2 separate regions of the Homo sapiens genome follow, and region 1 is linked to region 2. Evidence: chromatin contacts called from ENCODE Hi-C or POLR2A ChIA-PET data. All regions are on one chromosome and are shown on one strand. The core of a region is the stretch at or near the end of the contact, and the rest is flanking DNA. Distances in the headings are between cores, read along the strand shown.

Region 1 (4,764 bases), core at 1,947-4,446, 110 kb before region 2:
TGCAGTGGCATGATTTTGGCTCACTGCAACTTCCACCTCCTGGGGTTGAAGCAATTCTCCTGCCTCAACCTCCCAAGTAGCTGGGATTATAGGTATGCGCCACCACACTCAACTAATTTTTTTATTTTTAGTAGAAACGGAGTTTCACCATGTTGGCCAGGCTGGTCTCGAACTCCTGACCTCAAGTGATCTGCCTGCCTCGGCCTCCCAAAGTGCTGGGATTACAGGTACGAGCTACCGTGCCTGGCCCCAATATACTTTTATTGGATTAATGAATTCTTGCTCCCAGTGTGAGGGACCAAACTCTTGCCTGCCACATGTGTAAGCTCCTGTTTTTTGTTGTTGTTTGTTTTTTTGTTTTTTTGAGACAGAGTCTCACTCTGTCGCCCAGGCTGGAATGCAGTGGTGTGATCTCGGCTCACCGCAACCTCCACCTCCCAGCCTCAAGCGATTTTCCTGCCTCAGCCTCCCGAGTAGCTGGGATTACAGGCACCCGCCACCACACCCTGCTAATTTTTGTATTTTTAGTAGAGACAGTATTTTGCCATGTTGGCCAGGCTGGTCTCAAACTCCTGACCTGAGGTGATCCACCCACCCCAGCCTCCCAAAGTACTGGGATTACAGGCATGAGCCACTGCTCCCGGCCAAGCTCCTGGTTTTGTGCTACCACATATTAGGTGTCAGTGTCAGGTACTTTATTTTATTTTATTATTTTATTTTATTTTAGAGACAGGGTCTCACTATGTTGCCCAGGCTGGACCCAAACTCCTGGGTTCAAGTGATCCTCCCACCTCAGCCTCCTAAGTAGCTGGGGCTACAGGTGCTCACCACTGCCAGGCACGTTTTCTTTGTGCTGAACACTATATGATACTTATTTGTATCTAACTTGTCAGATGAATCTAGAATACTCTGTTTATTTACTAAATTATTTTAGCACCTGTGGACTGTCTGCTAGGCCCAGACTACTGGCTAGGTCTTGCCTGCCAGGTTCTCTTGCTTACTATCATCATAAGGAAATGACATCCTACTTTCTGATGGAGCCCCTATCTATTAAAAACTCAGTTTCTTGGGTCCTGTATCTGAAACCACTTCTGTTTCACCCACAGCTTTGGGGCTCTAGACTTTCTCTATTTATGACTTTCCAATCCTTCATGGTGCAGTTCTGTTTACTGGTTGTGCCCACATTTAATGTAGTACCTGCCTCTCTCCCATCCTAGATGCAAACCTAAATTAGAAATCCCACTTACAAATAGCTCATCGCCAGGTGTCTGCACAGTAGACATGCCCTTTGATCTGTGGGCCAGAAAGTGATACTCCTACTGTCACTCTTTAGGACAGTTTATTCAGAGGAAAGTTATAGAAAGAGTGAGTCCATCTAAAAGGCATCTTCTTTCTTGACATTCTAAAGGCTGAGGAGTACTGTTTTAGAGACTTCTGGCTGGGTGCGGTGGGTGGCTCATGCCTGTAATCCCAGCACTTTGGGAGGCCAAGGTGGGCGGATCACCTGGGGTCCAGAGTTCGAGACCAGCCTGACCAACATGGAGAAACCCCGTCTCTACTAAAAATACAAAACTTGCCGGGCATGGTGGCTCATGCCTGTAATCTCAGCTACTCAGGAGGCTGAGGCAGGAGAATCACTTGAACCCGGGAGGCAGAGGTTGCGGTGAGCTGAGATCACACCACTGCACTCCAGCCTGGGCAACAAGAGTGAAACTCCATCTAAAAAAAAAAAAAAGGGAGAGAATTCTATAAGTCCCTATGAACCTCTTTGTGTTTCTCAGCTCCCTGCCATCTGCAGAGAATGCATTCATTCTCTGAAGACTAAAAACCATATGATCTCCATCCTGTTGTTGAACTGTGATCACAATTGCAGCTAGGATTTTATTAGTCTGAGTTTGACCACCTTCTGAGTTTAACTAGCTTAGTAGTTTCACTACAGTGCAATTCTACTAGTAGTACCAAGCTAAGTAAGCTGTATTCTCAGTACTCATCATCCTGCCTGGCGTGTAATATTATTCAGTGAAATAAGTAGTCTCTCCCTCCAGAGACAGCTTATGTCAAGAACTGTAAGGGATCTGAGATTGTACCCTACTTACAAGTTAACATGTTAGCCTGTCATAGTTTCATGGATGTTGATAGAAGACATGAGACTCCTGGATCAAAGATAAAAATAGTTTATTACCCACAGCAATAGCAGTATCTACAGTGTCTGAATTTTTTGAGCCAGCTCCCCGAGTCCCACTCCCCACAAGATAATGTAAATAGGGCCAGTTAACACCTGTACAAGGAACTCTGAGCTTCGGGAATCTGAATCTTTTTTTTTCCCCAGAGTTTTTATGGTTTTATTTAACACAACTAAAACTTACACATGAGGTGTGAGAAAGAACAAAATTTCAACAAATTGAGTTTCAAAGATCTTTTTTGTTTTGTTTTGCTTTTGTTTTTCATTTTTTGTTTTTTGAGACAGATTCTCACTCTGTCGCCCAGGCTGGAGTGTAGTGGTGATCTTTGCTCACTGCAACCTCTGCCTCCCAGGTTCAAGCCATTCTCCTGCCTCAGCCTCTGGAGTAGCTGGGATCACAGGCACCTGCTACCTTGCCTGGCTGATTTTTGTATTTTTAGTAGAGTTGGGGTTTCACCATGTTGGTCAAGCTGGTCTCAAACTCCTAACCTCAGGTGATCTGCTCAACTTGGCCTCCCAAAGTGCAGGGATTACAGGTTTGCGCCACCATCCCTGGCCAAGTTTCAAAGATCTGATTGGCTTTTATTGGCAATTCATAAACCAGGCAGCATCCAGTCTACAAAATAGAAAGGAGCTCTGATGAGCTAAAGAGAGTGGGTGAGTTTAACAGACAAAAAAAAGTGGAGAAAAACAGAAACAAGAAACAAATAGCAGATTTGTCATTTCGAGGTTATCTTCCTTATAGGGACATAGGCAAAATCTTGTTGGCTTAATGGGATTTGGCTATAATTTGTCTTCTGATTTCTCAGAAGATCATATCTTACAGGTATACAACTTAGGTTTCAGTTTGCTGAACTTCAGCATGAATGACTCTATTTGAGGCCTGCTGTCTTAACAGCTTTTGACAGCTGTCTATTAATTTTCTTTGCTGTGCAACTTGGCCTTGGGATTGGTGACTCATGGCCAGCCGGGCTTCTCTTTCCTCTATGACTTTTCAGTTCTTAGACATTGTGAGCGATCCCAACACAGTAAGATTTATTGCACTGCAGCAGCACTTACAGCTCCTTGACACTGTAGACCAGAAACCCAGAAGCCACCGAGCAGCATGTGCTTTGTCTTCTTCTTGTTCCCATAATCAATGTTGGGAATCAAGATCTGGCATTTGAACTTTCTCCACACTCTGTTGTCAATGCCTCTGGGTTAGAGTCAACCTGCAAACAGTCCTTGTTTTCTGGGTACCCTGTCAATCTATCCTTTCCTGCCCCTGTGGATTTTTAGGTTTCAATGAGAAATAACCAGAGTAAAAAAACACACACACAGACACAAACTATAAATCTATTTTCGTTGCAAATGAACAAAACAATTCAAATATTCAGAAACTCGCTGGATATCATATTGGAAATATGTATTTCTAACCAAAGGTTACATTTGATCATGTTTAGTCTGAATGTTCACCATGAATTCATTAGTTGTGTGGCTGGGTCATTTGGAATTATACAACTCAATCTTTCAAGTAAAAAAATCCTATTCACCACTACTGAATTGAACTTCACATTGTAAATATTTGGCCTAATGGGATAATTATGTTATTAAAAAGAAAATAAAATTGTTTCATCTTTAAGCAATTGGCACAGTGTATTCTTGGTACATTTTTTTTTTTTTCTCTACTTGGTGGCAGTATAAACTGGAAGTACAGGTTAAGCCACCTTTCTGACACTTGGAAAGTTGAAGACAGGAGGCAGAAAGGCCTGTCACAGCTGATTTCATGTTATGACTTGTTAATAGGCCCAGCCAAACTACCCTTGCAGTAGTTCAGGGAATTAAAAAAGGCATCCCCAGGGCTATGCAGCAAGAATATTTCTTGCACGACAGGATTGGAAAAATAAAGAGGGTTTCTTTGAAAATTGTGCTTGATGGCCCAGATTGAAATATATGCCAAAGGATAAAAAATTCTTGGCCGGGCATGATGGCTCACGCCTGTAATCCCAGCACTTTGAGAAGCTAAGGCAGGTGGATCACCTGAGGTCAGGAGTTTGAGACCAGCCTGACCAACATGGAGAAACCGCATCTCTACTAAAAATAGAAAATTAGCCGGGCATGGTGGTGCATGCCTGTAATCCCAGCTACTTGGGAGGCTGAGGCAGGAGAATCGCTTGAACCTGGGAGGCGGAGGTTGTGGTGAGCCGAGATCGTGCCATTGCACTCCAGCCTGCGCAACAAGAGCGAAACTCCATCTCAAAAAAAGGAAAAAATAAAGTATTTTTTAGTAGAGACAGGGTTTCTCTGTGGCGGCCAGGCTGGTTGCTGGTCTTGAACTCCTGAGCTCAGGTGATCCACCCATCTCAGCCTCCTAAAGTGCTGGGATTACAGGCATGAGGCACCACACCCGGCCAAAAAATTCTTTTCATTCAAAGTCTTATCAATTATCTTATTGTTTGCACTCATCTTTTCTATAAGTAAACCTGGAAAAAGCTATGAACTCTGAAATCCATCAGCCTGGGTTCAAATCCCAACTCAATGTCTTGGCCAGATGATTATTATTATTATTATTTTTTCCTGAGACGGAGTCTTGCTCTCTCACC
Region 2 (4,164 bases), core at 137-2,636:
CCAACTGAAATCCAGAAGATAAACATTTATTGACTGCATGCATAAATTAGTCAAGATGCCTTCCCCAAGGCTGACAATTTAGTGTGACACATATATTAAAACATTTTTAAGTCTTGGTTCTGCTGGACCTGCCAGATGGGGAAGAAATACACAATACCTGAAGATTGTTCACAAGCTGGGGGAACCAGTGGGTGGATTAGTTTTTTTTCTGAGAGAAGATCCTACTTCAGTGAATTGTGGGTCATAATGTTTGAGAGGCAATAATTATGCTGAATGAAAGAAGTTAGACGGAAAAAAAAGGTGCGTGCTGTATGATTCCCGTATATAAAACTTTAGCATGTGCAAACTTATCTGTACTGAAAGTAGATCTGTAGTTGATAAGGGACGTGATGGAGAGGGACGAGATGAAGGGATTATGAAGGGGGGGGAGGAAACTTAGAGGTGAATACGTTCATTTGATTATGGTGATTTCATGGGTGCACAGGTATGTCAAAACTTATCAAATTGGACATTTAAATACGTGCAGTTTGTCATGTCAATTATTTTAAAATAAAGTCGTTTTTAAAAAAGAGATAAGACAGTCAGATCCCTGAGGGTCAGATTGAGGAACTCTCGAAGACTTCAGGAGCAGAAAGATGTTAAAGCAGTTTTAAGAAAATTAAACTGATTGTGGTCTTCCCAGTAGATAAGGAATAACATTTAGTAAACCATTGCTAATAGCCAAACCTTGGCATGTGTGACAGCAAAATAAATGGAAAGGTGGATAGGTACATATTACATCAAGGGAACAACCCAGTTTTTGGTGCAGAAGGTGTGGTGTATGCGTGTATGTGGGTGAGTATCTCTGGAGGGAAAAAGACAGTCCCATAGTTAAACAAAGAAGAATATTTACCGGCAGCAACAGGAGAGGCTAGAGAAAGAACATGATTGGGGTAAAAAGATGATTCTGCATTTTGGACGAGGAGAGAGTAACATTTAAAGCCTCTACTCGCTCTGAAGCACACAGAGTGTGTTGCGACACTCGAGTTTGCTGGAGCGAGTCGGCACAGGCCAGGCCTAGTTAGCGGAATGAGCCCACACAGCAACTCCAGACTGGATCCGCAAGCCTTGAACCTTAACCCTCAACCTCCGATTCCCCAAGTTCCACTCTCGTAGCTGAGGCTGAAGTTTGTCTAAGTCCCGCCTAGGTACCCAACGGAGATACGGCGTGAACACCCCACCACTTTCTGGGAACCCAGAGGCGGTCGGCGTGGCGGCGCGAACCTGCCCAGCGCGTGCGCGCGGCGCGCAGGGAGGCGGCCTGGAATCGAGGGAGCGCGCGCCCTTCACGTGACCCGACCCGCGGGCGGCGACGCACGCGCCGCGCCGCGCCGCTCACGTGGTCCGTCCCCAGCCCCGTCGCCGGCGGAGGCGGGCGCGGGCGCGTCCCTGTGGCCAGTCACCCGGAGGAGTTGGTCGCACAATTATGAAAGACTCGGCTTCTGCTGCTAGCGCCGGAGCTGAGTTAGTTCTGAGAAGGTTTCCCTGGGCGTTCCTTGTCCGGCGGCCTCTGCTGCCGCCTCCGGAGACGCTTCCCGATAGATGGCTACAGGCCGCGGAGGAGGAGGAGGTGGAGTTGCTGCCCTTCCGGAGTCCGCCCCGTGAGGAGAATGGTACTGGACCCACGCAGGCCCGGGCGGGGAATGGTTCTGGGGTTGCGGGCGGTAAAGGAGAGACTTGGCAGGCAAGTGTGTGGGGAGCCGCGTTCCATGCGGCGAAGGACCCTCGAATTGCCTTGAGGCTTCCGGATTTGTCCTCTCGGGACGGGTGTGCAGTTCGTTCTGGGGTGAGGGGCGGGAGCAGGTAGCAAGTTAGAGGCGACACCTCTTCGCGGGAATCCCCTGAGCCGAGACTCGGCTCCCAGCGAGGGCCTCTCCAGGCGGCAGAGGCGCGAGCCCGGGACTACCTGGCTGGGCTCAGCTGAGCGGCCTCAGCGCGCCCGACGCAGGGCTCAGCCTACAAGCTCCGCATCTCCTGGGAGCACGGTCCTCCTGGCGCCAGTTGCTGGCAGATAAGGGAACCAAATGCTCTGCTCAAGTTTTACATGGAAAAAAGGGAGGGAGGGCTAGAAGGGTGCAAAAAGGGGGTAGAGGACACGGGTTTGGAGCAGTGCCTTGTTTGCTGTGCAGCGGATACTCTACAGGTACATTTCCTTTTTGGAACCAAAAGGGAGGGATTTGACAATATTGATGGTAGATCTTTTTTCTTTAGCAAGAATTAAGGATTTTGGTGGGTGGGGGGAGGCTTCTGTGGGGACCAAGACAATGTACTGTCAGTCAGGATTTAAGTCGAACTACCGCATCCCTTGCCCCAGAGAACAGTTGATCGTGTTTTAAACCGAAAGGTGCGGAATGGAGAGAGGGAGGCGGTGCATTGCAGCTTCCGATAGAGCTTTTTATTTTTGGATATCAGGAACCAATTTTGAAGATTTCTTAAGAAAGTCATTTACATCAGGGACATGAAGAGCAAAGTAGGTATTTTTGGTCAGTACTTGAATTTGATAGGCTTTATGCAAACAACTCTCCCTCTGCTGGAGTCTGGCAAGTTTGCTTTTCACTGGACGCTAATTCAAGTGCCATACAAAACTAAAATAAGAGTTTTACTTATAACACAAATGTAGTAATACTTTGAATAAATAATGTGTCTTTCACTATTTTCCACCTTATTCTTTTTTGTTTGTTTGTTTTGAGACAGGGTCTCACTCTGTCGCCCAGGCTGGAGTGAAGTGGCGCGATCTCCGCTCACTGCAACATCCGCCTCCGGGATTCAGGCGATTCTCCTGCCTCAGGCTCCCGAGTAGCTGGGACTGTAGCCACCATGCCCGGCTAATTTTTGCATTTTTAGTAGAGACGGGGTTTCACCATGTTTGGCAGGCTCGTCTCTTAATTCCTGACCTCAGGTGATCCGCCCGCCTCAGCCCCCCAAAGTCCTGGGATTACAGGCGTGAGCCACCGCGCCAGGCCAACATGGGAGATTTCAAACTTGCAAAGATACATTGTAGAATGAACTACCATATACCCATTGGCCAGTTTCAACAGCTTCAACCATGTGAATTTTATTTCTTCTATCATTCCTCAATGGGATAATTTTAAAGCAAATCCCAGACAAATGTCATTTATGGATACTTTATTGTGTTTATGTCTAAAAAGACAAGGACTTTTTAACATAACCACAATATTATTATCATGCCTAAAAATTAATAATTGCTTAGTATCATTAAATATTCAGCATATTTCCCTGATTGTCTCATGTTTTAGTCAGTTGATTTGTTAGAATCAGGTTACAAAGAATTCTGCACATAGCATTTGGTCGGTAACTCTTTCAGTCTCTAGTACCTTCTCTCTTGGGGTGTGGGGGTGTCTTTTACCATTTATTTGTTGAAAGAAACCCATCATTTGCCTTGTAGAATTTCCATCAGTTTGGATTTTGTTGAATGCATCCCTGTAGTGTCATGTAACATGTTTCTTTCTCCTCTGTATTTTTTTTTCTTTTTTCTTTTTGTTTGAGACCGAGTCTCGCTCTGTTGCCCAGGCTGAGTGCAGTGTAGCGATCTCGGCTGACTGCAGCCTCCGCCTCCTGGGTTCAAGTGATTCTCCTGCCTCAGCCTCCCGAGTAGCTGGGACTCCAGGTGCGAGCCACCACACCCGGCTAATTTTTGTATTTTTAGTGGAGATGGGGTTTCGTCATATTGGCCAGGGTGGTCTTGAACTCCTGATGTCCAGTGATCTGGCTGTCTCACCTCCCAAAGTGTTGGGATTACAGGCATGCCCCACTTTGCCCAGCTTCTACTCTTTATTTCCTGTGAACTAGTTAGTAGTTAATCTAAAGACTTGATCAGTAATCGGGCGTGGTAATCCTAGCTACTCAGGAGGCTAAGGCAGGAGAATCGCTTGAACCTGGGAGGTGGAGGTTGCAGTAAGCGGAGATCCTGCCACTGCACTACAGCCTGGGTGACAGAGTGAGACTCTGTCTCAGAAAAAAAAAAAACGACTTAATCAGGTGGGGCGCAGTAATCCCCATACTTTGGGAGGCGGCGACAGGCTGATCCCGGATCACTTGAGGTCAGGAGTTCAAAACTAGCCTGGCCAACATGGTGAAACCCCGTCTCTACTAAAAATTAGCAGG

Evidence for each region. A loop is a pair of places that touch in the nucleus more often than their neighbours do. ChIA-PET counts read pairs that join two places held with the same protein, here RNA polymerase II (POLR2A). Pooled maps may share reads with other maps.
Region 1: a pooled map shows a loop between it and region 2 (2.2-fold over the local background). The contact joins the enhancer-like site here to the promoter of TRPM7 in region 2. A Hi-C loop is called at or near these places in 1 of 168 maps with a recorded cell type or tissue (heart right ventricle), 1 of 37 single-sample maps with no recorded cell type and 3 of 50 pooled maps. POLR2A ChIA-PET finds 5 or more read pairs at or near these places in 5 of 52 experiments (CD8-positive, alpha-beta T cell, H1, OCI-LY7 and 2 more).

The regions. Positions count from the first base shown.
Region 1 is chr15:50,797,288-50,802,051 of GRCh38, reverse strand. It overlaps the pseudogene RPL32P30. Among named protein-coding and RNA genes, the nearest start is that of SPPL2A, 34 kb to the right of the region's middle. Within about 2 kb of position 3,196, at least 5 of the 41 ENCODE cell types and tissues checked have a DNase peak (open chromatin) inside an H3K27ac peak, as active enhancers do.
Region 2 is chr15:50,684,019-50,688,182 of GRCh38, reverse strand. TRPM7 (transient receptor potential cation channel subfamily M member 7) reads left to right here and starts at 1,386. Exons shown (of 39, transcript NM_017672.6): 1 at 1,386-1,652. The coding sequence starts at 1,650. It overlaps LOC128092252, which reads left to right and starts at 1,466. Exons shown (of 4, transcript NM_001414947.1): 1 at 1,466-1,652. The coding sequence starts at 1,466. RefSeq lists enhancers at 995-1,174, 1,485-1,904, 1,434-2,298 and a silencer at 1,265-1,434.